Linked DNA regions of Homo sapiens: region 2 is linked to region 1. A link is a loop called in an ENCODE intact Hi-C map of the cell type or tissue named here. Cell type or tissue: HepG2. All regions are shown on one strand. Each heading gives the region's core, and the rest is flanking DNA. Links, peaks and the distances in the headings are about the cores only.

Evidence for each region. A loop is a pair of places that touch in the nucleus more often than their neighbours do. Peaks named below come from ENCODE experiments on the same cell type or tissue, not always from the same donor. Only the 100,000 strongest peaks of a DNase experiment are listed, where the experiment ranks them.
Region 2: a loop joins it to region 1, with 7 times the contacts of the local background. A loop is called at or near these places in 2 of 110 quality-filtered maps.

What each region holds. Positions count from the first base shown.
Region 1 is chr13:100,800,997-100,813,685 of GRCh38, reverse strand. All of the region lies in intron 2 of NALCN-AS1 (NALCN antisense RNA 1), which reads right to left. Among named protein-coding and RNA genes, the nearest start is that of NALCN-AS1, 99 kb to the right of the region's middle. In HepG2, for the core only: no CTCF peak of the experiment used is centred there; a DNase peak (open chromatin) is centred at 5,155.
Region 2 is chr13:100,728,400-100,741,088 of GRCh38, reverse strand. It overlaps NALCN-AS1 (NALCN antisense RNA 1), which reads right to left. Exons shown (of 8, transcript NR_047687.1): 2 at 461-532. Among named protein-coding and RNA genes, the nearest start is that of NALCN-AS1, 26 kb to the right of the region's middle. RefSeq lists an enhancer at 2,243-2,888. In HepG2, for the core only: no CTCF peak of the experiment used is centred there; a DNase peak (open chromatin) is centred at 6,628.

The DNA of each region.
Region 1 (12,689 bases), core at 1,841-9,840:
TCTGCCAACATGTTACATACCTTGCATGTCCCTTGGGCTATGAGAAGTGAGCATAGGTTTCTTGCATCCTTTCCAGGAGTAAGCATGTAAGGGCCTGTGCCTGTGTCCCCCTGAGACAGGGGTCATTCAGGGTGGTTGCAGGAGAATAGAAAATTGCCAGCAGCAGTTTAACCTGATTAGCAAAAGGAAAACTGTTGAAGTAGCTGCAGAAGCTTGAGGCTGTAAGACTCTGCACAACCAGGGTGTGGGCCAAGCTAAGACTAAGACCAACTAGACCCAACATGGCACTGGATTTGACCTAGGTTTCTCCTAGGAGTTTGTGATACACTCATTAATATGCTAAATATATTAATATATTAAACACAGCCAGTGCTGTGACCATTCCGGGAAAACCAGTATTTGGTGTAAAAATGGGTGGCACCACAGTTCCAAGAAGTCTCCACCTTTTTCCAGGAATTGTCCTGAATATTCCTTTGTTTAAACAAACACATAAAGGCAGCAGCCCCAAACCCCCTTGAGCATGGCTTTCTCTTGAATACTCCTGCACTCCCCTTTCTTGAGTGTATACCTTTCACATTGCAATAAATCTCCATACTTTCACTACTTTACAATTCATCCTTGAATTCCTTCTCAAGATGCTGTCAAGAGCCTGGACACCGACTGGGGTTGAGGCCCCACTGGTGTTTGGGGACATCTCCCAGCCCCCTGGAATCCCTTTTTTCCCCCATCTTGGAGGCCTCAGAAACACACATGTGTTACTACAATTTAAAAAAAAAAAATTAGGTCTCCATTCACCTGGGTCCCTGTGGACCCTGGAACATGCAGCATGAGCTAGAAGTATACTTCTGCTGTGTTAAGCCACTGAAATTTGGGGATCATCTGCAATGTTGATGCATTTTATTGAATGAGGGTAGAGTCAGCTTTCATAATCTCTTCCAAAAATTCTACAATTTAACCACAGTTAATACTGTCACTGCTCAATTCTACTACTTACCAGGATTTTTAGAAATTACTTACTTAAGAAGGAGGCTGGCAGTTTGGAGCTCCATCTCTCTCAACAGTATTTTTGTCAGAATTTTAAGTCATGCCAATAAAAAACAAAAGTAAGGTGCTACTATAACATCAAGCCTTAGGTGCACATTCTGCTCTAATTTTACAGACCTCTTTTCCCCATGTTTGTAATGTGACCCACAAAATAAACCTGAGCTAGGAATTGTTCATTCTATCCTCATCTGAGAGCTAAGAGCACAGCGGTTCACAGAGACCATGAAGTGATAGAAGTAGGACTAGAACCCAAGTTCAAGGGGCCCAGAGCCCCCTCCTCTGTGCCTCACTAATAGTGAATACCTCAAGGATTATGTTTTCATCTCATTTCTAAACACCAGTGCCCTATACTTAACATAATAAAACCAGTGTAAGAACTAAAAGTGCTTTACACCAAATTATAGCAATATATCACAAAGCTTAGCATAACATTACGAATAGCTCATTGAACCAAGGCAGTTTGTTTGCAGAGTAAGCAAGCAGATTTTCTGCATAATATAGCAGTGCAGCTGGTAATAGCAGCCACTGAAATAAAAGCTGGGGCCGGTGGGGGCAGCCTCATTTAGGGACAAGTAGTAGACCCTAATGAAATTGCATTTTGGCCATATCATCCTCCTGAGAAAATTCCCCTTGAGGTTTTCCATTTGAATCCTGGGCATATTTATGAAGATCAAAGTAATGGCTTTTTAAAATTAATTACATGAATCTGTAGCTCAACAACATTGAGTGAAAGGCGGGTGTTGTACCCCATGCCTTGTTACAGCTGTACATCACACACATCAAAAGCCCAGGATGCCGGAGAGAGCACGTTCCCGGCTACATCAGCCCCCAAGCCGCCGGGATGAACGTGGAAAGAGTACAAAAGATCAGTCCCCAAAGTTGTTGTGACAGCTTAATTGTATTATAGTGCTCGGATAATTCCCATTTATTTGGCTTTTTCCTCAGAGCAAATGCTGGCCCCCCAAGCATAGCTATTACCAGGAGAATTAAGATTCACAACTTTGATGGGTGCTCTCGCTCGCTCCCTCTAATACCAGCCCTGCTCAAAAGTCCTGGTAATTGTTCTACCCCGATCAGGACTTCCCCCAGCCTTCAGCATGCCGAGACCCGACAGCAGCTAACTAATTGCAATTAAAATCTGCCACGTGAGTGGAAGAGAATAACATAAATTAATCAGTACATTAGCAGAATTACATTTAAATGTTCAAATGTGCATTCAACATAGTGGGACATTTTAAATTATAATGCAAAGTGCTTCATTATGGATGCTGATATTTTAATGAGGAAATGTGATGTTTGGTTAAATAGGAGTACAATATACAGACTTCCTTAAAATTAGCATCAATGATGCATTTTAATTCAAAAAACGAGTTGTGGTCTGTGTAATTCCTGCATATCAATGTGGAAAATTTGCCTGGAGCTGTGGAAACAGTTGAACATCTCATTCTCTGAAGAATTAATAATTTCAGCTGTACTAACTAGCACTTTATGTAAATTGTCAGATAAATCACAGCAATAAATAAAGGTTTTAGAAGAACAGAACAGTGTGCTTATCCTTAATTTATTCAATCATCAATTCATGTATACTGAAGCTAAGGGATATGAAAGATTCAACATACCAGGCAAAAAAAAAAAAAAAGGAAAAGAGAAAATGTCTTTTATAGCCACACAGAGACTCCAGAATAAAGATCCCATCCAATTTTACCAAAATCTTGCATGTAAAAATCACTCTATGATGCATGTAAACATAAAAGATAGATTAAAATTTATATTAAGTTTATTTTCAAGTACAGATAGTCAAGGCTTAGTAATCAACATCTACACTAGAGTCTCAAAAGTCCTCCTTATGAAATAAATATCTTACGTAATTGCATGAACATAGAGCACAAACAATACACGTATATCAAAAGGACTGTGTCAGGCTGTCTTTGTCATTTCCATGTGCCACTTTTGTTTATGATGCTGCAGGCACAAATCCTAAGAGACATGGTAGAAGGTGACCTAAATTGGGTCTGCCATTTCTGTCACTGGTTAGAGATGGGGCAACCTCAAAGAAGACAAAATCCTTGTCTTCTTCTTCTGGGCCATCTTCTGATTTTATTAGCAGCAAGATAAATTCTTGCTGGATTTTGTGATATAACAAAGCCACGGCAGGGCAGGATAGAGCAACGAACCACCACTGTTAGAGTATACACAAAAGAGCCTGGATTTATTTACAAGAACTCAAGTGACTGTGGATCTGAAATGATCATAATTAAACAATACAAAACAAGACCAAATTTTAATGCAAAGAAAATCTGTCTTCCATGATACCCATTAGAAACCCCACCCACCGTCCATTTATGTCCTGCTGATAATTCCCTGTTAAAATTGCCTTATTATACACAACTTTGCTCTTATTTAGCAAACAACAGAAGGTTTTGGTATGTTCCTTTCTTGGGTTTCAGGCGAGAGAGTTTTTCTCTTTCCAAAGCAATTTTTCTCCCTAAATAAACTGGTTCCTCCTTTGGAAAGAGATTCTCTCTCGGTGTCTCTGTGCTATGTGTCATCAGTCTGCCACTGCTGATGGGAACCCACCTTCTCCCAGGGAAGCTGGAGCATGACTTGGCACCCTGCCATGTATAAAGACACCCGTTCACTTTGTGAAAGGTGTCTGAATCAAAATGGAGCCACTAATGCTAAAATAAATCCTGACAAATAGAGCCAGGCAAGGCCATGAAGAAAGGGTTCTCCTGCTAGCAGTCCTGATAATGAAAAAGACCTGGGTATTATGCTTACTACCTGGATGACAGGATCAGTCACACTCCAAACCTCAGCATCACACAATATACCCATGAAACACACCGGTGTGTTTACCCCCTGAATCTAAAATTTTAAAGTTGAAATTTAAAAAAAAGACTACAAAAGCCACAACCTTGCACAAAGACCATCACAACCATACTCACAAAAATACTACTGGAAAGACATCTGCCCAGTAGCTGCCTGTCTAACCCCACACTGGCATCACCCCTGTTGATCCTTGTAGCCAAGAATAATTATTTCAAAACAATGATGTAATCCTCTTCATTTTTTCCTTTCAAAGCCTTTTTCTTCTTCTACCTCCCTGAATACATACATAGTATATTACGGCATTCATATTCCCGTTGCAATGCTCTCTTCCCAAATAAACATCTTTTCTTTTGGAGAATCACGCTCTGTTATTTAGTTTGACAACTTCTAAGCATAACCATTGACAACGTTGAATTTTACCTGAGCCCACTGATCCTGCAAAACAGGGACGGTTAAGAAATCCCCTTACTTTCTTGTGTTCCAGAAAACAGCTGCCTGCAAAGAACTCCCTATCCCCACAGGACTTAAAGAAGACTCATGAGTGTTCCCTTTGTTTTACCTAGGATGAGATGACACAGACACACCAGGTCCCATTCTTGGCCTCACAAAAGATCAGCTGAACTGCTTGTCCTCATGAATCAAGCGGAACAAAATGCTTTTTAACCAAGCTTGGGTCAAGCTGCTCGCCTTCCACAGGAACTTTGACCCACCCTCAGCCTGAGCAGCACAGAGCCACCCCTAAGAACAGGCTGACCTCAGAGTAGGACGTTCTCTCATCCACTAGCCTACCACTTCCCATACCCAGTTCCTTCCAGCCTTGTTTATTCCTCTCTGTAAAAGAAATCCCATTCTGCCTCTCTCTTGAGCTGCCTGCCAACCTTATGGTCATAGCTTTCTCCCGATTGCAATTATCCTTTCTTCTTCCCACTTTGCAGTAATCCTTTTGAAATATGGATTTGTTTTTTTATTTGACACCATCGACAGCCGGTGGTGTCTAAGTGCTGCAGCTCCAAGCACTATCAAAATCTATGCAAAGACATCTTATTATATCCCACATGAATTAAGATAACTCAACCCCAGAAGGAAGTGAGGCTACTAGAAACTGGTACCAACAACAGGATTTTCTTTGGGTACCATCAGAGCTAAAAGCTTAGCGTTTTCTTGGTCTGCAAACACAGAAGCCAACTAATTGCACCTAAGCCATTCAGTCTCCACTCACAATTGGACAGAGTCTGGTCCAAACAAAGAAAGGAATGAATGCGCCCCATCCCCTCCACAGCTCCTGTCAGGGTAACAATGAACCTTGAACGGTCAGAAGGGCAGTAGGCACAATAGGGCTTTGTATAAAAATATGACAAAGCCCCAAAGCAGCTGGGGGAACAATGATGTTGACAAAAGCTATCATTTCTTTAGGGTCCTAGGTCTTCCTATTAAAGTGTGAGTTACTAAACTTGCATTCATGTCTGCATTCATGCATATTACATTTATACATTATGTTTGTGTTTATTATATTGTATTTTTACATATTATACTAATATACACAAAAATCTTCTCAAGAAATAAAATGACAGTATTAGGCACATAATTTTAGAATAGAATAGCCTATCTCCTCCAGAAACTGCCTAAAGGGAATGAAAACCAAAGCTAAGAATGCTTTTCATACAGTGACTTGCACGATGACTGTGTCCCCTGGTTTGGGCTTCATAATGTTATATCATTTTCCCACAAGACTATATTTATTATGAGCTCCACTTCTCACCAAGAGCAAGAAATGATATTGAGCAAAGATGAAATAAGTCACAGCAAAATTGAAAACAGAGAAGTCTTGGTGTAGTTTATCTTTTCTCATCTTTCCAGTGGAAACGTTCTACCACATATCCCAGTTAAATAATCCAAAACAAAACCCGGTGTGGTCAAAGAAACAAAGGGAAAAAAACACTGGGTTCCATTTTCAGGACCCATGAGAATAGCAAAAGAGACATGACTGAGAGCTTCAGAATCTAGTGACAAATTGGCCACAGAGAGCAAAACAAGGCAAATAGTAAATAAGAATCAAATATCTAAGTAAAGAAACTTTTGTTGTGTGATGCTGAGAAAAGAGGCACTTCATGAGACTGTTTTACTTTAACTTCTTCTCAATCATTAAACTTCTTGTTACTGTAGCCATTTTAGTGATGACAGTAATATTCATTTTCTCCTCTCTCCTTTTGCTGAAGGAATAGGTAGTTACTTGCAGAGAAAAGGATAAAACTCTTTGATCTTTCTCAAGATTTGGAAAGTACCTAGTTTTACCCAATCAGGCAACAAAATTTTATAAATAAGATGCCAAATAATCCACAGAAGTGCAAAGTCCTGGTGACATTGGAGACCCTGATTCTAGCTGGTCCCCTGTCCAGATTATGGTCACATAAACGCTATTGCTGGGTTTAGTAATCAACATATACACTAGATGTATGTGTATTTCTCCTCCATTACATTCCGCCTTTTGGATAAACTCATTCTACCACTTATGTATGCCCAAGAGTCCTAATGCATACTTGCTGCAAAATCATTATTACAATGACCACCATCTACCAGCACTTAGTAGGTACCAGGCACTCTCCTAAGTGCTTTATATACACGACCAATCAAAGGGAGGTCTAGGCCAAGGGCAGTGGCTCACACCTGTCATCCCAGCATTTTGGAAAGCCAAGGCAGGCAGACTGCTTGAGCACAGGAGTTTGAGCCCAGCTTGGGCATCATGGCAAAACCCCCTCTCTACAGAAAAATATAAAAATTAGTTGGGTGTGGTGGCATGTGCCTGTAGATCCAGCTACTCCAGAAGCTGAGGTGGGAGGATCACTTGAGCCCAGGAGGCAGAGGTTGCAGTGAGCCAAGATTGCACCACTACACTCCAGCCTGGGCAATAGAGGGAGATCCTGTCTCAAAAAAAGAAAGAGAGAAAGAGAGAAAGAGAGAGAGAGAGAAAGAGATAGAGAGAGGGAGAGAGGGAGAGAGGGAGAGAGGGAGAGAGGGAGAGAGGGAGAGAGGGAGGGAGGTCTAACCATTCCCATGAGGAATTTGAGGCTTAAAGAGGTTAAGTAAGTTGTTCAAAGTTATACAACTTATGAAGAGAGTAAGGATATAAACCCAGGATCATCCAGCCCTTCACTATTTGGCTACCCAGCTTCCCAGGACCCGGTCTGGGGACCTGCAGATGCCTAAAAGATGTGCCCCTTTGCTGTCCTCTCTGCTCTCCCTTTTCTCAGCTTCCTCGGCTGACTAACCCACCACAGCACTTACACAGACACCGTGTGCAGCAGGTTGCATCGGGTGAGTCTTAGATTAGGATCTGCCTCAACTCTCTGGTGGACTTCACACCGCTCTGCACTAAGCCATTAGGTATAGTTTAGTGGTCAGAGGACACTTCCCTCCCCTCTATTTGTAAGTTCTTGTTATAAATACCTCGAGGTCCTTTCCTTGTGTTCTCTATAGTAATGACACAGAGAAAAACAACAGTAAGCAGGAAGATTACTATAAGCAAGCTATTACAGATTGAACTGTGTCCCTCAAAAAGATATGCTGAAGTCCTCACCCCCCACAAGTGTGAATGTGAGCTTACTTGGAAACAGGGTCATTGCAGATATAATTCGTTAAGCTGAGGTCATACTGGAACAGGGTGGGTCCACAATCCAAAATGACTGTGTCCTTATAAGAAGAGGAGAATGTCGTGGAAAGACCTCAGAGACACAAGGGGAGAGGATGACCGAGGGAAGAGAAAGGCAGAGGCTGAAGTTATGCAGCCGCCAGCTGAGGAACACCTGGAGCCACCAGGAGCTGGAAGAGGCAAGGAAGGACCTTCCCCTGCAGGTTTCAAAGGGAGCAAGACCCCGCCAGCACTGACTTCACACTTCCATCCCCTAGAACTGTGACAAAGAAATGTTTGTGGTTTTAAGCCATCAGGTTTGTGGTACTGTGCTCCAGCAACTGCTGGAAACCAACACACAGGGTGACCCAGAGAGGTTGGAGGCAGATAAATTGGTTTACAGGCTTTTGTCTTTGGTAGTTCCAGGCTAAGAGGCCCCCAGCTCTGGGCCAGGGTGGTTGTGGGCAGTGAAAGCAGATGACCTGTTGACTAAGAGGATTTCTTCCCATTAAATCATTAAGGAAAATCTCCTCTTTAATAGTAACAAATAGAAACTAACAAGAGCAAGCACTTGAGTTAAGAATTCCCTGGAATTCAGACTGGAGAGCCTCTGTCAACCGCTCTCTATCTGCAAAGATAAATAAATACTGCATTTGCTTAGCTTCTGTTCCCGAAGGAAACATAATCATGTCCCTTAACGCGTGAGATTCTGATAAAATTTTAAAACCAAAAGAAATAGAATCACAGGAATTAGGAAATTCTATCTAAAAGTCTTATATATAATAGTGACATAAAATAAGACCCTGAGGAGTTGGGTCTCAAAAAAGCTCACCAAGCCAGATGGACACAGGGCAGGTCAGCCTCCAACTCCAAGTTCAATGCTATTCTTAATAAATAAAAAGAGGATTTGAAAATAGAAATGCATGAGGGTAGACCATTAGGCTTTATCTCAGGGTGGGACAAAACTTATAGAATTTCCTTGCTCTAACAAGAAGTCCCTCTAACAAGAAGTCCCTCCTCACTCTCCCTGGATCCCTGGAGGGATGGAGGTGAAACAACTCAGGAGGAAGAAGTGAGAAGTATTTTGTTTCCTTTGGGATAGGGGAGTGAGTCTCACCATATTTTCAGGGGAAGTAGTAACACCTTGTGTTTCTAATGTGTGTGCGTATATTTTAGTTTAATCTTTATTATTCAGATATGGTAAAATCAACAGACTAGGAGATTATCATTGAAAAGATTGTTATTCTCCCAGTTCCCAAGAGCTGGGGGCCCATCATGCCATGTGGGATCCCACGAGAAAGCTCCCAGGTTAGGAGATGGAAGGAGCGAGAGGAAAACGTGAGCAAGAGCCTTTATTGTGTTTCCTGAGGGAAGGACCATGCAAGGCAGAGTAAACTGCCATAGGGTTGGCTAGTTTGAATTGTTTTCAGCAGGCTGTGGGTCCCAGGGGTTAGTCCACTACCTGGCCCTGGGTGATGAGGGCACAGTGACCTGCAGTGTGAGAGCTCAGGTGTGGGGTGTGGGCTCTGGATTGGTTGGTTGGCCTATGGAAGGTGCATTCACAGGTGAGTCATTTACCATCTCTAGGAACTGGCTCACCCTAGGAGAGGCAGTGTCAGTGTCTGTTATAGGAAAGGTGTCCCGATACAGACCCCAAGAGAGGGTTCTTGAATCTCACGCAAGAAAGAATTCACAGCCAGTCTGTAGAGTGAAGTGAAAGCAAGTTTATTGAGAAAGTAAAGGAATAGGGCCAGATGCGGTGGCTCATGCCTGTAATCCCAGCGCTGTGGGAGGCCGAGGCAGAGGGATCACCAGGTCAGTTCAAGACCAGCCTGGCCAACATGGTTAAACCCGTCTCTATTAAAAATACAAAAAGCAGCCAGGCTGGTGGCATAGGCCTGTAATCCCAGCTACTCAGGAGGCTGAGGCAGGAGAATTGCTTGAACCCAGGTTGCAGTAAGCAGAGATCACGCCATTGCACTCCAGCCTGGGCGACAGAACAAGACTCCGTCTGAGGGAGGGGGGAGAAGAAAGAAAGTAAAGGAATAGAAGAATGGCTGCTCCTTAGATAGAGCAGCCCCGAGGGCTACTGGTTGCCCATTTTTATGGTTATTTCTTGCTGATAAGCTAAACAAGGGGTGGCTTATTCATGCCTCTCATTTTATAGACCATACAGGGTAACTTCCTGACATTGCCAGCTTTTGTAAATTGTCATGCCACTGGTGGGAGGGTAACAATACGGGTCGTGCAACCAGAGGTCACTCTTGTCGCCATCTTGATTTTGGTTTTGGCCGGCTTCTTCACTGCAAGCTGTTTTATCAGCAAGGTCTTTATGACCTGTATCTTGTGACGACCTCCTATCTCATCCTATGACTTAGAATGCCTTAACCATTTCAGAATGCAGCCCAGTAGGTCTCAGCCTCATTTTACCCAGCCCCTACTCAAGATGGAGTTGCTCTGGTTTACAAGCCTCTGACATCTCTAAGGTTAGCAAGGCCCCCAAGATGTCAAAACTTCAAAAATACATAAAAGAAAAAGGCACGGTTAATATAACCATCTAGACTTCCTGATGGGCTCTCAGGTATCAACCACTTGGCCAACCCGAAAACAAAGTGGGGGGCCCCAAGGGGAGCAGTGAGAAGTGAGTCAGGAAAGGTAGAAGGCCCTGAGTCTTTGGATGTTGGATCCCTCAACCTCATCCTGAGAACACTCCGGGGACGGGGAAAAGCAGAGCCTGTGTAGGAGCAAAGGTGTGCAGGGCAGGGCAGGAAATCTTGTGGGAATCTGGGTCTGGGTGACAGAACCCATCCCAGTGCCCTTGGGAATAGGGAAGTCTGGGAAACAATCAGGGTTGACACCCTCCAATTTGTTAAATGACTCAGCACCGTGGTGAGAGGTGACCTGATTACCAAGGCAACCATCTGAGAACTCTCAAGTCAAAAGAGAAGCTGCATCCCCCATATCACTCAGTACAGGTAAAATGGTATTAATATGAACATTTTCACCATCGTAGGCCCTCCGGGACGGATCAGAGCAATCACATAATGAAATATAAAGATTGGTTCATTAATGATTAAGAAGTTGGTTTTTTAAAGACTTTGCTTCCTCAATTTTATTTATTTTTCTTTTGTGAGACAAAGTCTCCGTCACTCAGGCTGGAGTGCAGTGGCATGATCTGGGCTCACTCCAGCCTCAACCACCTGGGCACAAATGATCCTTCCACCTTAGCCTCCTGAGTGGCTGGGATCACAGGCCTGTGCCACCATGCCCAACTAATTTTTAAATTTCCTTGTAGAAGCAGGGTCTCACTATGTTACATAGACTGGTCTCAAACTCCTGGGCTCAAATGATCCTCCTGCCTCTGCCTCCCAAAGTGCTGGGGTTACAGGTGTGAGCCACCACACCCTGCTGGTTCCTCAATTTTATTTTTTATTATTTATTTATTGAGACAGAGTCTCACTCTGTTGTCTAAGCTAGAGTGCAGTGGCACGATCTTGGCTAACTGAAGCCTCCACCTCCAGGGTTCAAGCAATTCTCGTGCCTCAGCCTCCCGAGTAGCTGGGATTACAGATGCATGCCACCATGCCCAGCTAATTTTTATATTTTTCTGTAGAGACGGGGTTTCACCATGTTGGTCAGGCTGGTCTCGAACTCCTGACCTCAAGCGATCCGCCTGCCCTGGCCTCTCAAAGTTCTGGGGTTATAGGCAGGAGCCACAGCGCCCAGCTTGTTCCTCAATTTCAAATACCTTTATATTTAAAATATTTGTATTGGTTGGATTAGAAAGCCCTGGATAATTGTCCATATCCTTGACATGGACAGGAGACGAATGTTTTTACCCTCAGGATAATCGGTCATTTCAAAATCCTGAAACACTGTTCCTGTACTCCTACAGGGAGCTCCACTCTCCCCTCCACTCCCTTACCACTGGTTACTGTGACCTCCCATGTGGCCCGAAGAACTTACCAGAACACCGTGCCAAGAGACCTGACTACATTTGAGCCTGGCCTCCACCTGTACCAAGTTGTGTCCCTAAAGCTGACCCCAGCCTTCTATGCTGAATTTTTTGCTCAAGCAAACAAAATGCTGCCAAACCATAAAATGCCCGTAATCCCAATCCACTTTGCCAAACCACTTTCAATAATTCTCCACTTACCCTTTCTGAAATTTTCCATTTCCTCATAGCGCCCCCAGGTCTCTTTTTTGTTCTGTCTTTAATTTCTCTAGAGCCCCCTTTCGTTCCCTTTCTGTTCTCTCTTTAAAAATCTCAGTCACCTTTGTTTTAGCTGCAGCTCAGCTCAGCTGCTCCTGGAGTCTGTCTCCCCTACTGCAGTAGTCTGAGTAAAGTCTGCCTTGCCCCCTGTCACAAGTGTCCCGTGCTATTTTTCTTTGACATTACTATACTAAATTAACCAAAACCATTCAGTCTTAACACCAAAAGGCACCTCCCCTTTTTCCCTTGTTCTTGCCTAAAGACCCTTGCTACAAGCTACAGATCAGGAATTTAGCCTTCTGGAAGAAATATCAAAAGAATGTTAGCCTCAGTAGAGTACAGTTTTAGATACGGAAGGAAATCAAAATGTTTTACCCCAAAAAATATTTCTTTGACATATTGTGAGATGGCTGTTCAGAGAGCCAGCAGGCAGAAGTCATCTTGCAGAGCTGTGTTTTGCAGGAGAGATTTGCATCTGCAGAGAATCTGCATTAATGCAGCCAGGTCTTCCCTTGTCCACATCTAGGCAAGATTAACTCAGAGTCTGATACCTTGAGACAACTGAAAGAAACATTTACCATCTATTCTCTCTGAGGGCTGCTACCTGTGAGGTTTCATCTATACAACAAGACCACCTTTGCCGGCCAGGCCTCTTCGCCTCCCCCTCCCATGACCTGTCTTGCCAGTATAACCTGATTTACCACCATAATACGGTTACCACCATAACAAAACCACGGCATGATTTGGGACTTGCTCTTGTTAAAGCAAACTAAACATGGCCTGAGAAGCTAAATATGGCCTGAAGGGGACTCCGTACTTTTAATAGGCATAGGAGCTATGCCTATTAGGTAACATAGCTTAATAGGCAGACAAGATTTAAAACCTAAGTTAAGAGTATGCACCTGTAACAATAGCTGAGTCTTGGTCAATCCCAGTGGCCATACTTCAACCACTCATAGACTGCTAAGCGTTCAAACT
Region 2 (12,689 bases), core at 3,226-11,225, 74 kb after region 1:
ATAATCATTATTCTGGAACTTTCCATTCTCCTTGAAGTATTTTGAAAATAAAATCTGCAATGACTCTCTCTAATTACCAAGTAATTACCCTTAGAAAGAAATCTTCTTTCTACCTTAATTACCTCTTAAGTGTTTATGTACAACTTGACTGAATGTGGTCTATATCAGATTACAAATTACTGCAGTCAAATTCTTTATAAACATAATTGTATTCTTTAAATCGCTTATAAAAATTTCCAAGTCCATAAAACATTTCGATGAGTTACAATAAGGGAATTTGAACATCTTTAGGAGTATATTTTCCTGGGTTTTGAGTACCATATATGTTGTGATTAACAAAGAGAGCAATTGAAAGCCATTCACACATAAAATGTTTATACCCAAGTAACCTTCAAATATTTCAAAAAGCCCCTTTCTACCCAATACTCAGAAAGCGCCCAAGGAAATAAATGCAGCTTACCTTGGGCTCCCAAGGTAAGGCATGGATTCTGGTCACTGGAGAAGATTCCCATCTGTCACCATCCAGACACATCTGTGGCAGGGAGAATCCCTGAGTTCAGGAAAAGACAGCAAAGACATGCCAGAAATAATATCGACCAGGATTGACTCTCTTTTCAAATCAGAAAAGAGCCATAGGACTTAGAACCACAAGGGATTCTAGAGATGGTTTTCCTCACTTGTATCCAAAACTATGTTCTCCATTGTCAGTTCTTTCTGGGAAATGATTTTATACAGAGGATATCAGATTTTTTTTGTTTTACTCAAAACTTCTCAGGGGGCCGGGCATGGTGGCTCACACCTGTAATTCTTGCACTAGCACTTTGGGACGCCAAGGCGGGCAGATCACTTGAGGTCAGGAGTTCAAGACCAGCCTGGCCAACATGGTGAAACCCTGTCTCTACTAAAAATACAAAAATGGCTGGAAATCACTTGAACCCGGAAGGTGGAGGTTAAAGTGAGCTGAGATCGTGCCACTGTACTTCAGTCTGGGCAGCAGAACGAGGTTCTGTCTCAAAGAAAAAAAAAAAAAAGCCAACAACCACTTCTCAGGAGGCTTGTATACTGTGAGTCTTTAAAAGGTATGTGTATAACTACCTTTTCCAAATCTGATGTAACTATAGAACTTTTTTTGAATGGAACACTTTTTTTTGTTTTTGTGGGAAAATATATATACATTAAATTTATCATCTTAACCATTTTTAAGTGTATAGTTGTGATAAGCATATTTATATTGTTGTGAAAACAATCTCCAGAAATTTTTCATCTTGCAAAACTTAAACTCTGTATCTGTTAAACAAAAACTCTGCATGTCTTCCCCTACCCCTGGCAACTACCATTCTACTTTGTTTCTATGAATTCTACTACTCTAGGTACCTCGCACACATGGAATCATAGAGTATTTATCTTTTTATGACTGGTTTATTTTATTTAGCATAACGTCCTCAAGTTTCATTCATGTTACAGCATTTGTCAGAATTTCCTTCCTTTTTAAGGCTGAGTAATATTCCATTGTATGAATATACTACATTTTATTTATCCATTCATTCACTGATGGACGTTTGACTTGCTGCCACCTCTTGGCTATTATGAATAATGCTGCTACAAACACAGGTGCACAAATATCTCTGCGAGATCTTGCTCTCGATTCTTTTGGATATATACTCAGAAGTGGAAATTCTGGATGCTTTGGTAATGCTATGTTTAATTTTTGAGGAACGACCACATTTTTTTCCATAGCTGCACCGTTTTACATCCCCACCAACAGTGCACAAGAGTGGAACTCCATTTTATTTTTTATTTTTTATTATACTTTAAGTTCTAGGGTACATGTGCACAACGTGCAGGTTTGTTACATATGTATACATGTGCCATGTTGGTGTGCTGCACTCGTTAACTCGTCATTTACATTAGGTATATCTCCTAATGCTATCCCTCCCCCAACCCCACGACAGGCCCCGGTGTGTGATGTTCCCCACTCTGTGTCCAAGTGTTCTCGTTGTTCAATTCCCACCTGTCAGTGAGAACATGCAGTGTTCTTTTTTATGGCTGCATAGTATTCCATGGTGTATATGTGCCATAGTTTCTTAATCCAGTCTATCATTGATGGACATTTGGGTTGGTTCCAAGTCTTTGCTATTGTGAATAATGCTGCAATAAACATAAGTGTACATGTGTCTTTATAGCAGCATGATTTATAATCCTTTGGGTATAGACCCAGTAATGAGATGGCTGGGTCAAATAGCATTTCTAGTTCTAGATCCTTGGGAACTCCTTTTTTAAAGAACACTTTAATTAACATAAAACTTAATAAACACCAGTCTAGTCCAAATCCACCCTTTTAAAATGGAGAAGTAGAAGCTCATGAGGGGAGGGACTTGTGCAATATCCCACAGCTCCTCAGTGGTGAGTCAGCCAGGGGCTTGCAGGGAAACAGACCACTCAGCTTCAGTTATGGAGAGAATTGAATATCGGAATTGCTTACAGAGGATGGGCAGCACTGCAGGGTGCCAATTAGGGATATAAAGACACTCAGGAAGAGCAACAGTGAGAAACACTTACCACCCTTTGGCCTAAAGAGGAAAAGATAGAAAACGGCATAATTGAACCCAAGGAAACCTAGCGCCTTGAGGGCAGGTTGCTCAGCAGGAGCTGTCCTTGGAGGATGTGGTCGCCACCAGAGCCACAGCACAGAAGAAGCAGGTAAAGAAATACCCCGATTGTTCTCTCCTTCTGGCCATTGATCTCCTGCCTGGCTAAACCAACCCAACGCCAGAGGGCAGGGGAACAGAGAGCATATACGGCTAAGTCCCTGAGTCCCAGAGAACAGAAATAGGTGAGGAGGAAAGATAAAGGAGGGAGGCTGGTGTTGGATGGACAATCTGGGGTGTCTGACGCAGAGGGTGTCTATAGGTGGTTTTCTACACTCAGTGTTTGTCATAGAAAATTAAAAATTTAGAACGTTTAGAGCCAGGCCTGGTGGCTCATGCCTGTACTCCCAACATTTTGGGAAGCTGAGGCTGGCAGATAGTTTGAGCCCAGGAGTTCAAGACGAGCCTGGCTAACATGGTGAGACCCCTGTCTCTACAAAAAATACAAAAATTAGCTGGATGTGATGGCACATGCCTGTGGTCCCAGCTACTCAGTAGTCTGAGATGGGAGGATTGCTTGAGCGTGGGGAGTCGAGGTTGCAGTGAGCTGTGATCGCACCACGGCACTTCGGCCTGAGTGAGAGAGCAAGACCCTGTCTCAAAAAAACAAAAAACAAAAAAAAAAGAAAGAAAGAAAAAGAAGAAAGAAAAGAAAGAAGAATGTTTAGGACATTAGAAAAAAGAAAATAAAAAAATTACCAACAATCTCATCACTCACAGAAACCCAAGTTAACATTTCTGTTTCCAGTGTATAACGTGTTGAAAGATGATATTGACATATGAAGTTGGGCCTGTTTTCACCGCTGTGCAACGGCAGCTCCAGAATGTCTACAGAAGGAACAAAGTGGCTGAAAGAAAGGACTAGACGTGAGTCCTGACATCACACTTACAGAGCAGGCACACTGGTTTTAATTGGATTGCGGGTTTATTTCGAGACCTATCTGGAGCTGCCAATGGAGACAAAAGGCTTTATCTTGAAGCTGCCATGTGCAGAGAGGCCTGCTCGTTTATTTTGGTAAGGTTCAGGAAGAAGGTGATGATTTATGTGGCAGATGAAAGCTCCCCTGCTCAAGGCACCCCCTTGACAATGCTGTAAAAGAACTAATATGAGGGTTCTTGGGGAAGGGAGATAATATATTTTACATGTAGAAGAATGTGAACCGTGGTGGCCAAAGGGCAGATTGTGTCACATTATGTCTTCCAAACATCACCGCCACAACCTGCCCCATCCCACTTGCCCTTCTGGCAACATCACCTTGACACTTTTCTTGTGGTGGTAGTCTCAGTCCTCTCTTCTCGAATCTGGACAAAACTTGGGCTGCTGTCACCAGTATAATAAGTGAAGCGACTATGAACTTCCAAGGCTAGTTCTTAAAAATGCCACACACTCCTGCCTTGCTGTCTTGGGACGCCAGTGCTTAGAACCCAGCCACAGTGAGGAAGCCCAAACCAGCCCATGTGGAGACGGCCCATGGAAAGGACACCTCTAGGCGTTTAGGCTGATAACTCAGCTGATAATGAAAGCTACTTGTGGTTTATTCTCTGGATTTTTCCTTGCCCACTCCAAGATAAGCCTTTGTGCTTTCTTCCCCCATGAATAGAATCAGAAGTAGATAGTTCTCAAATCCTATCACTCTTTTGGAGATTACATCCTGAGGACAGAAAGGAAAACAATTGGTGTTTGGAAAAGGGAGAGGGGACATAAAAGGAATGACCATATATAAGGGAGAGTCCACCATACTAGAAAACTAGAACAGGGGTAAGCACAGGAACTTCTAACCCACTAAGTCCCTCAAAATGGCCAAGGATGGTGGCCAGACCTTAGGGGAAATGGCTGCTTGTTGTATAGACAGCGATCGGAGTCCCAGCCCAGGACACTGCTTTGGCAGAGATTTCTGGATCCATGATGGCAAAGAAGGTGCAAAACTAGCAATGGGCCTTGGTGATGGGTTTCTCACAGGTAACCAGGTCAGGCTAGAGGTCAGCTTCCAGGATAACTATTCCTGCTTATGATACCCCAGGACCTTTCTATATAATGGGGTACCCCCAAATGACTGAATTTTTTGCCAATGATGTAAGATGGTGGCTTGGAGTTTATTTTCATTTGACATTTAAAAAAAATGTTCCAAAACAGATTACTAATCCCTCCTACATGACATTCATAGAAATCATTAAAAAGATATAAAAAAGTAAACACGTAAGGGCATAGTCATGATTGGAAAGAAGAACACAAACTCTGGATGAACCAGAACGATACAGAATCTCTTTTTTTCTTTTTGAGATGAAGTCTAGCTTTGTTGCCCAAGCTAGAGTGCAGTGGCACCTTCTCGGCTCACTGAAACCTCCGCCTCCCAGGTTCAAGCAATTCTCCTGCCTCCATCTCGCGAGTAGCTGGGACAACAGGCGCATGCTACCATGCCCGGCTGCTACATTTTGTACTTTTAGTAGAGACGGGGTTTCACTATGTTGTCCAGGCTGGTCTCAAACTCCTAACCCTGTGATCTGCCCACATCGGCCTCCCGAAGTGCTGAGATTACAGGCGTGAGCCACTGTGCTCGGCCCAGAATCTCTTAAAATTGGAAAGTAGGCAGGCATAAAGAAGAAAAACTGCAGCCTAGCTGGGAGTGGGAGAATTCTGCTGTGAGCCTCAAGGGGTGCCCCCGACCAAGAAGGGGGGATCCAGAAAGAGGAGGAGGAACTCAGAGTGGCCAAGGTGAGCGCAGCGTGGTAGGGCAGCCTCCGGGCAGGGCACCTGCACCCATGGATGCAAGTGTATGCCTTCCCCAGAGCAGCAGGTACAGGAACTCTGGGAGCAAGAGACGCAGCGCAATGCCCCAGATATGCCTGCCTTCCCCAGAGCAGCAGGTACAGGAACTCTGGGAGCAAGAGACGCAGCGCAATGCCCCAGATATGCCTTAAAGACCCACTGTGAGATGTCATCTCCTTACACACCACAGGAGCCTCTGCCAGGCTCACTAAAGCCAGTGTAAAGCAGCAGCAACAATGGCAGTTCCCACCCCATCTCAATCATCTGCGTGAACTATTATAGCAGATCTTCTAACAGGGAAACTTGGCATTGATTTACATAAGCAGAATCAAATATTCCAGCAGATCCAGCATCAGAAGATAGAAATAAGTGAAAAAGGAAAAACTTTCATTAAAGAAGTAGGTTGGTGAATAGAAGCAGTGTGTGTGTAAGTGTGTGTGTGTGTGTGTGTGTGTACATGCACATATAAAATATCTTTAAATATTTAAGGACATAATGTGTGCGATCACAAGAATAGAAAGAGTCTGGGCGTGGTGGCTCATGCCTGTAATCTCAGCACTTTGGTAGGTCAAGGCAGGAGGATCGCTTGAACCCAGGAGTTCAAGACCGGTATGGGCAACAGAGCAAGACCCCATCTCAAAGAAAAAAGAACCAATCAAAACTATTGGATGAACATTTTAATTGTTGAAACTTAAAAACCTAGTACGTGGGTGAAAAACAAAATAAGCACAGCTGAGAGGCAAATAGATTGGAAAATGGAACCATGGAATTTGCTCAAAATGACACAAAAATTAAGAGATTTGTAGAATAAATCTAGTTCCAGCATCCATGTAATAGGAGTTACAAAAGAAGAGCCTGGAGAAATTAAAAGTAAATAAAATTTTAAGAAATAGTTGATTAGAAATGTACAGAATCGAAGTAAGACATGAGGTCTCTGAAAGAAGCCATCAATACCCAGCAGGATAAATATTTTTAAAATTATCCAGACACAGTTGAGAAGAGAGAACATTTGCATCCACATGGCTTAAATATTAGGACCAAGGACAAAGACCACCTGTTTCAACATAACTTAATTATTTGCTCCAGGAAATCCTTGCCCAGAAAGATAAAGCTGTAAACCAATAAATAACTGCTATTTACTTTAGGAAATTCCTGCAAACCAGTTTGTCTGGGCAAATAGTTTGTGCATCTGGCCAGTTTTCCTCACAGGACAGCCATGTTTTCATCTGGGCAAAGAGCTCTTTTATCAAACAGTTTACTTATAAATATTTGCTTTGAGCCCCTAGCTTCACTGTGGCCACAATCCTAAACTATCAGTTACGAACTTTGCTCATCCCAGTCAATTCCCCAGCTTGAAAGAACTGCCTCAAATCTCATGAGCTCAGACACCAAAATGCTATAAATATCCTCTCCTTACTTCTCCCTTTGAGCCATTGCTAAGGTCTCAAAGTGATGGTCTCCCTTACAGTAAGTTTAATAAACTTAGCTTTGCTTTATCAAAAGGTTATTTTGATAGATATTTTGGGAGTTGACAGTTGAAAATCCATGAAGAAACTTCAACATTAAAATAAAAAGAAAATCCTTAAAATCTTCTGGGGAAGAATAAACTGGTTATTGACAAAAGAAAAATAATATGGTCAGGCATGGTGGCTCATGCCTGTAATCCCAGCACTCTGGGAGGCTGAGATGGGTGGATCACCTGAGACCAGGAGTTCGAGAACAGCCTGACCAACATGCTGAAAACCCGTCTCTACTAAAAATACAAAAATTAGCCAGGTGTGGTGGTGGGCACCAGAAATCCCAGCTACTTGGGAGGCTGAGGTATGAGAATCGCTTGAACTCAGAAGGTGGAGGTTTCAGTGAGCCATTGCACTCTAGCCTGGGTGACAAGAGTGAGACTCCATCTCAAAAAAAAAAAAAAAAAAATCTGATTGACCTCAGCCTTCTTGACAATAACCATGGGCACAGGGAGACCTTGGAGCAATTATCTTCAATATCTAAAGGAAAATAATTTTGAACCTAAAATGTTCTAGCCAGACAAGCTATCTTTTAAAATTGAAGTCGGCAAACTATAGCCAATGGACCAGCCCCATTTTTACAAATTGTTTTGGAATACAGTCACACCCATTATTTATGTAGGTATCATTTGTGGCTGCTTTTGCACTACCTTGGCAGAGCTGAATAATTACAACTGAGACCATATGGCCACAAGTCTAAAATACTTACTATTTGGACCATTTAAAAGGGCTTGCTGACACCTGCTTTAAAATAAAGACATTCAAAAACTAACAGATGCTGGCGAGGTTGCGGAGAAAAGGGAATGCTTATACACCAATGGTGGGAATGTAAATTAGTTCAGCCACTGTAGAAAGCAGTTTGGAGATTTCTCAAATAACTTAAAACAGAGCTACCATTAGACTCAGCAATCCCACTATTGGGTATATGCCCAAAGGAAAAATAAGTCTTTTTACCAAAAAGACACATGCGCACGTATGTTCACTGCGGCACTATTCACAATAGCAAAAACATGGAATTAACCTGGATGCTCATCAACGGTGGACTGGATAAAGGAAATGTGGTACATATACACCATGGAATACCGTGCAGCCATAAAAATAATGAAATCATGTCTCTTGCAGCAACCTCCATTATCCTAAGTAAACACAGGAACAGAAGACCAAATACCATGTGTTCTCATTTATAAGTGGGAGCTAAGCATCGGGTACACACAGACATAAAGATGAGAACAATAAACACTGGGGACTACTAGAGGGGGGAGAGATGAAGGGGGCCAAGGGCTGAAAAACTACCTATTAGGTACTATGTTCACTACTTGGGTAAGGGGATCATTTGTCCCCAAAACTTCAGCATCACTAAATTTACCCATGTAACAAACCTGCACATGTACCCCTATATCCAAAATAAAAGTTGAAATTATAAAACTTTCTAAAATTAAGATAAAGACATTTGCAGATACGTAAAATCCCATAAAATTTACTATCCAATGATCCTCCTTGGAAGAATTACTGAAAATTATGGGGCAGTGGGAGGGACGGTTCCAGAAGGAAGAGATGACAGGTATAATGCAATGAGCTATAAACACAATAGTAAAATTTATTTTTACATTAAAATAAGTAGTAAATGTTTAAGCTTTATGTTTTGACATCCCATGCAATGTTAAAAGCAATGGAAGCAGGTGAGATTTTAAGTAGGGAAAACTAAAAGGTCAGTAAAGTTTTTCTTCTCAGTGGGACTGAGGAAAGCAGAGGAAAAAGATAATTGCAGACAAAGCTTATTAATTCTAGATAATTTCTAGGTAATTATTAATTCTAGACCATGTTAAGTATTTAAGTATTTGATATAAAATATGTACATTTCCAACTTACAGAAAGTAAAAGTGGAAAAATGAACCACTAATTAAAGGCAACTAGAAAGCCCAGTAGGAGAACACAAATTAAGAAAATAAGAATAAACCCAAACATACCAGTGAATTCCATAAATATAACTAAGGGACTTAGTTCATGTATTAGTCCATTTTCACACATACCCAAGACTGGGCAATTTACAAAAGAAAGAGGTATAAAGGACTTACAGTTCCACATAGCTGGGGAGGCCTCACAATCATGGTGGAAGGTGAAAGGCATGTCTCACATGGCGGCAAGGGAAGAGAGCTTGTGCAGGGAAACTCCCATTTTTAAAACCATCAGATCTCGTGAGACTTATTCACTATCAAAAGAATAGCAAGGGAAAGAAGCGCCCCCATGATTCAATTACTTCCCACCAGGTTCCTCCCACAACACGTGGGAATGGTGGGAGTTACAATTCAAGATGAGATTTGGGTGGGGACACAGTCAAACTATCAGTTCAACCTTGTGTTGATGATGTGTATACTTTGTGGCTGGCATTATTATAGGCACTAGAGACACCACTATTGATGGCTGTCATGAAGCTTACACTTTAGTAAGGAAACAGACCATCAACCAATAGGTATGTTAGATAATCTCAAATTTAGGTTTTAGAGAGAGAAAAGGCAGAGTTAGGGGCTGGAGAGCAATATAGGTTGGTCAACTTGGAGGCTATTTTCTTAGTCTAGGCAATGTGATGGGGACTTGGATTAGGGTGGTATTTGTAGAAGCAGTGACAACTTACAGAACTGGGAAGATATTTTGCAAAAGATGACAGGATTTGCTGATGGAATCTATGAGAGGTGAGGGGGAGGTTAGGTTAAATTGGTGAAGGGGATCAGGACTTGCCACCCCAAAACATGCCATTTTGGCATAAAAATTATTTTGAGCTGAAGGCAATTGAGAATGAACAGGTGCAGGGAGTTCTCTGCCATCCCCCATCCACCTAAAAATAGGGCATACATTTCCCTTTGTAAAGGTGTCCCCCTCTTCTGTCCCAGGAAGAGGAGAGTGACTCTTATCCCCTGAGATGGAGAGGTGGCACCGAGATGAGTCTGCATAAACACAACTTACTAAAATAACCCTTTTCTTCCATTTGTTTCCCTCCATATATTTCCTCGTCATTTCCCTACAATTTGTTATCCCTTTAAGCCCAAAGCCCCTTTCCTTTATCAAAATGATATTCAGGCCTAGTGTCTGACCCCTTCTTTGAGTTTTACTTCTCTTCTCTCAACTCCCATACACGTAACTATTAATACAAATTGTGTCTTTTGTTTCTTTAATTCACGGGTCCCCATCACTAAACTTAAGAGGGTAGAGGAAAATTTTTTCCTTCCCTACAGCATATTAAAAGGAATATTCAATTTAACATTAAAACACATGCACACACAAACACAAAATCAACTACTTATATCCAGTTTATAAGACACAGAGTATAGTAGACACTTGGGACTCCACCCAGACCCTTTTTCAGCCTGGTGAAGCCACCCCCAGCTGCTGTGGGTATTTGTTCTTAAAGTCTCATGGGCTGCCTGCCTTCTCTAGAGAACTGCTGACTGCAGCTGTCCCACCAGGGTGGTTACCCAACCAAAAGCCCTCCAGGTGGCAAAAGAGGAGCTGTCTTTAATGGTTAATCATGTCATAGGACACCCTGATAGGATCCAATTTCTTTCCTGCATTACACACATTTCTGTCAACTATTATCTTGTAAGAAAGTAGAAATGTTGAGCCCTGTTGGGATGTCCTGATTTCAGTTTAGAGTGGAGTGAAATGGTGGAGTAAAAACTTTTATCTCCATTGCCACATCATTCTGAACCATTGTGAAAGGATATTCCAATCTCGAAGAGTCCTCAAAAGAGCAAAGTGAAGAGAGCATTTACAAGAAACATTGAATGCAAGAAGTACCTTTTTTCATTATAATATTTTTAAACATAAACAATTATTTTCAGCTGCTCTCAATACTCATGCCTACGATATTTTAACAGCCAGAAAGAAAAAACTTTCAAATAGCATAAGCAGTAAGAGTCAGTGATGTTTTTGTTTTGTTTTGGTTTTGTTGTTGTTGTTGTTTTTTAGTGTAACCAAAGGCTGGTTGCAGGACACACGCCTGTAATCCCGGAATTTGAGAGGCTGTCATAGGAGGATTGCTTGAAGCCATGAGTTTGAGACCAGCCTGGGTAATGTAAGATCTCATCTCTACAAATTTTTTTTTTTTTAAGATTAGCCAGGCATGGCGGCACGTGCCTGTAGTCCCAACGACTTGGATGGCTGAGGTGGGAGGATTGCTTGAGTCCAGGAGTTCGAGGCTGCAGTGAGCCATGATCACACCACTGCAGACCAGCCTGGGCAATGAAGCAAGACCCTGTCTATAAAAATAAATAATATAAACAGAATTTTTCTGGGAATAAATTTTTGACATATTCCTTACAAACTCACTGATAAAACATTAATATGATTTCTTGCAGATCAGCAAGACACTTAAATAATAAAATTTTTTTCCGACCATAGTCTCTCCTCATGCCAGTTTATCACATAAAATATTTTATTTTCCACTTCCTATTAAATGAATTAAAAATAAAATGGATGCTGTGCCCTATCTCATTTTAGTAATAGACCATATTGAACTATCAAATTCACTTCCTATTGCTGTAATAACAAATTATGACAAACTGAGTGCCTTAAAACAATGCAAATTGATCATCTTGCATTTCTGGGGGCCAGTCTGAAATGGGTTTCAGAAGGCCACAATGTCGGTGTCTGCAGAGCTGCCTTCCTTCTGGAGATTCTAGGGGAGAATCCATTTTCTTGCCTTTTCCAGTGCATAGGGGCTGCCTATGCTCCTTGACTCATGGCCTAATTCCTCCACCTTCAAAGCCTGCAACGTGAGGCTGCCCTTCTCATGCTGCTGTCTTTCTGGTTCTCTCTCTTCTTTCTCCCTCTTCCACTTATCAGCATCCTTGTCATTACACTGGGCCCACCTAGACAACCCAGCCTCATCTCAAGTTCAGTTGACTGGCAACTTTGATTCCTTCTAAACCCTAATTCCCCTATGCCATATAACTGAACATATTCACAGGTCCCAGATACTAAGATACAAACATAATTGGGTAGCTGGCATTTTGCCTATCACAACTATTAAGAAACAATTCTAATAAAATATAGTTTTAGGTTTATTATTTATCAAAGTTTGTAATATATTATTCCATATTAATATATTAATATATTATTTTGATCAATTATATTCTAATTTAACTTATAACTAAATATAAAATAAACTTCTTGTCACTAAAAGCCTGATATTCATAAGAAATAAAGCAAGATTTTTAATCAATAGACATAATTTTACTGCAAACAAATTTAATGGAGTGAGTACTAAAGACTTTCAAGCATAAAATTCCATTATATTTACTAGATAAAATTCTATGGGAGAAGTAGAATAGAAATTCAGGCCAAGGAGAAAGATGAAATATACATTTTCCCAATGTTTAGGAAAGGTTTTTTGTGTATACATTTGTAAAATATGACAGTGTATAACAAATCTCTATGGCATTTAGGTTCCATTGGATATATTTAAAAGTATAATTGACAGATTTGCTTTAAAATGTTGATACCATCAAATCTCACCAACTATTGCTGAGCAAAAGAAGTCAAATGATATGATTCATTTATATACTCAGGACAGTCCTCCCTGTGATCTTGAACTGACCCAGTTCTCCCCCACCTCTCACCCCTACCCCCATTCTCACTTGTAGTTCTCAAGAACAGCTGTAGAATGTGCTGGGAAGGGGGAGCTGGCGAGAACAGCCCAGACTCTATTCACGCCCCTACCCTAGAAACAAGATGTCCTTCAACACTTTAGCCCAGCAATTC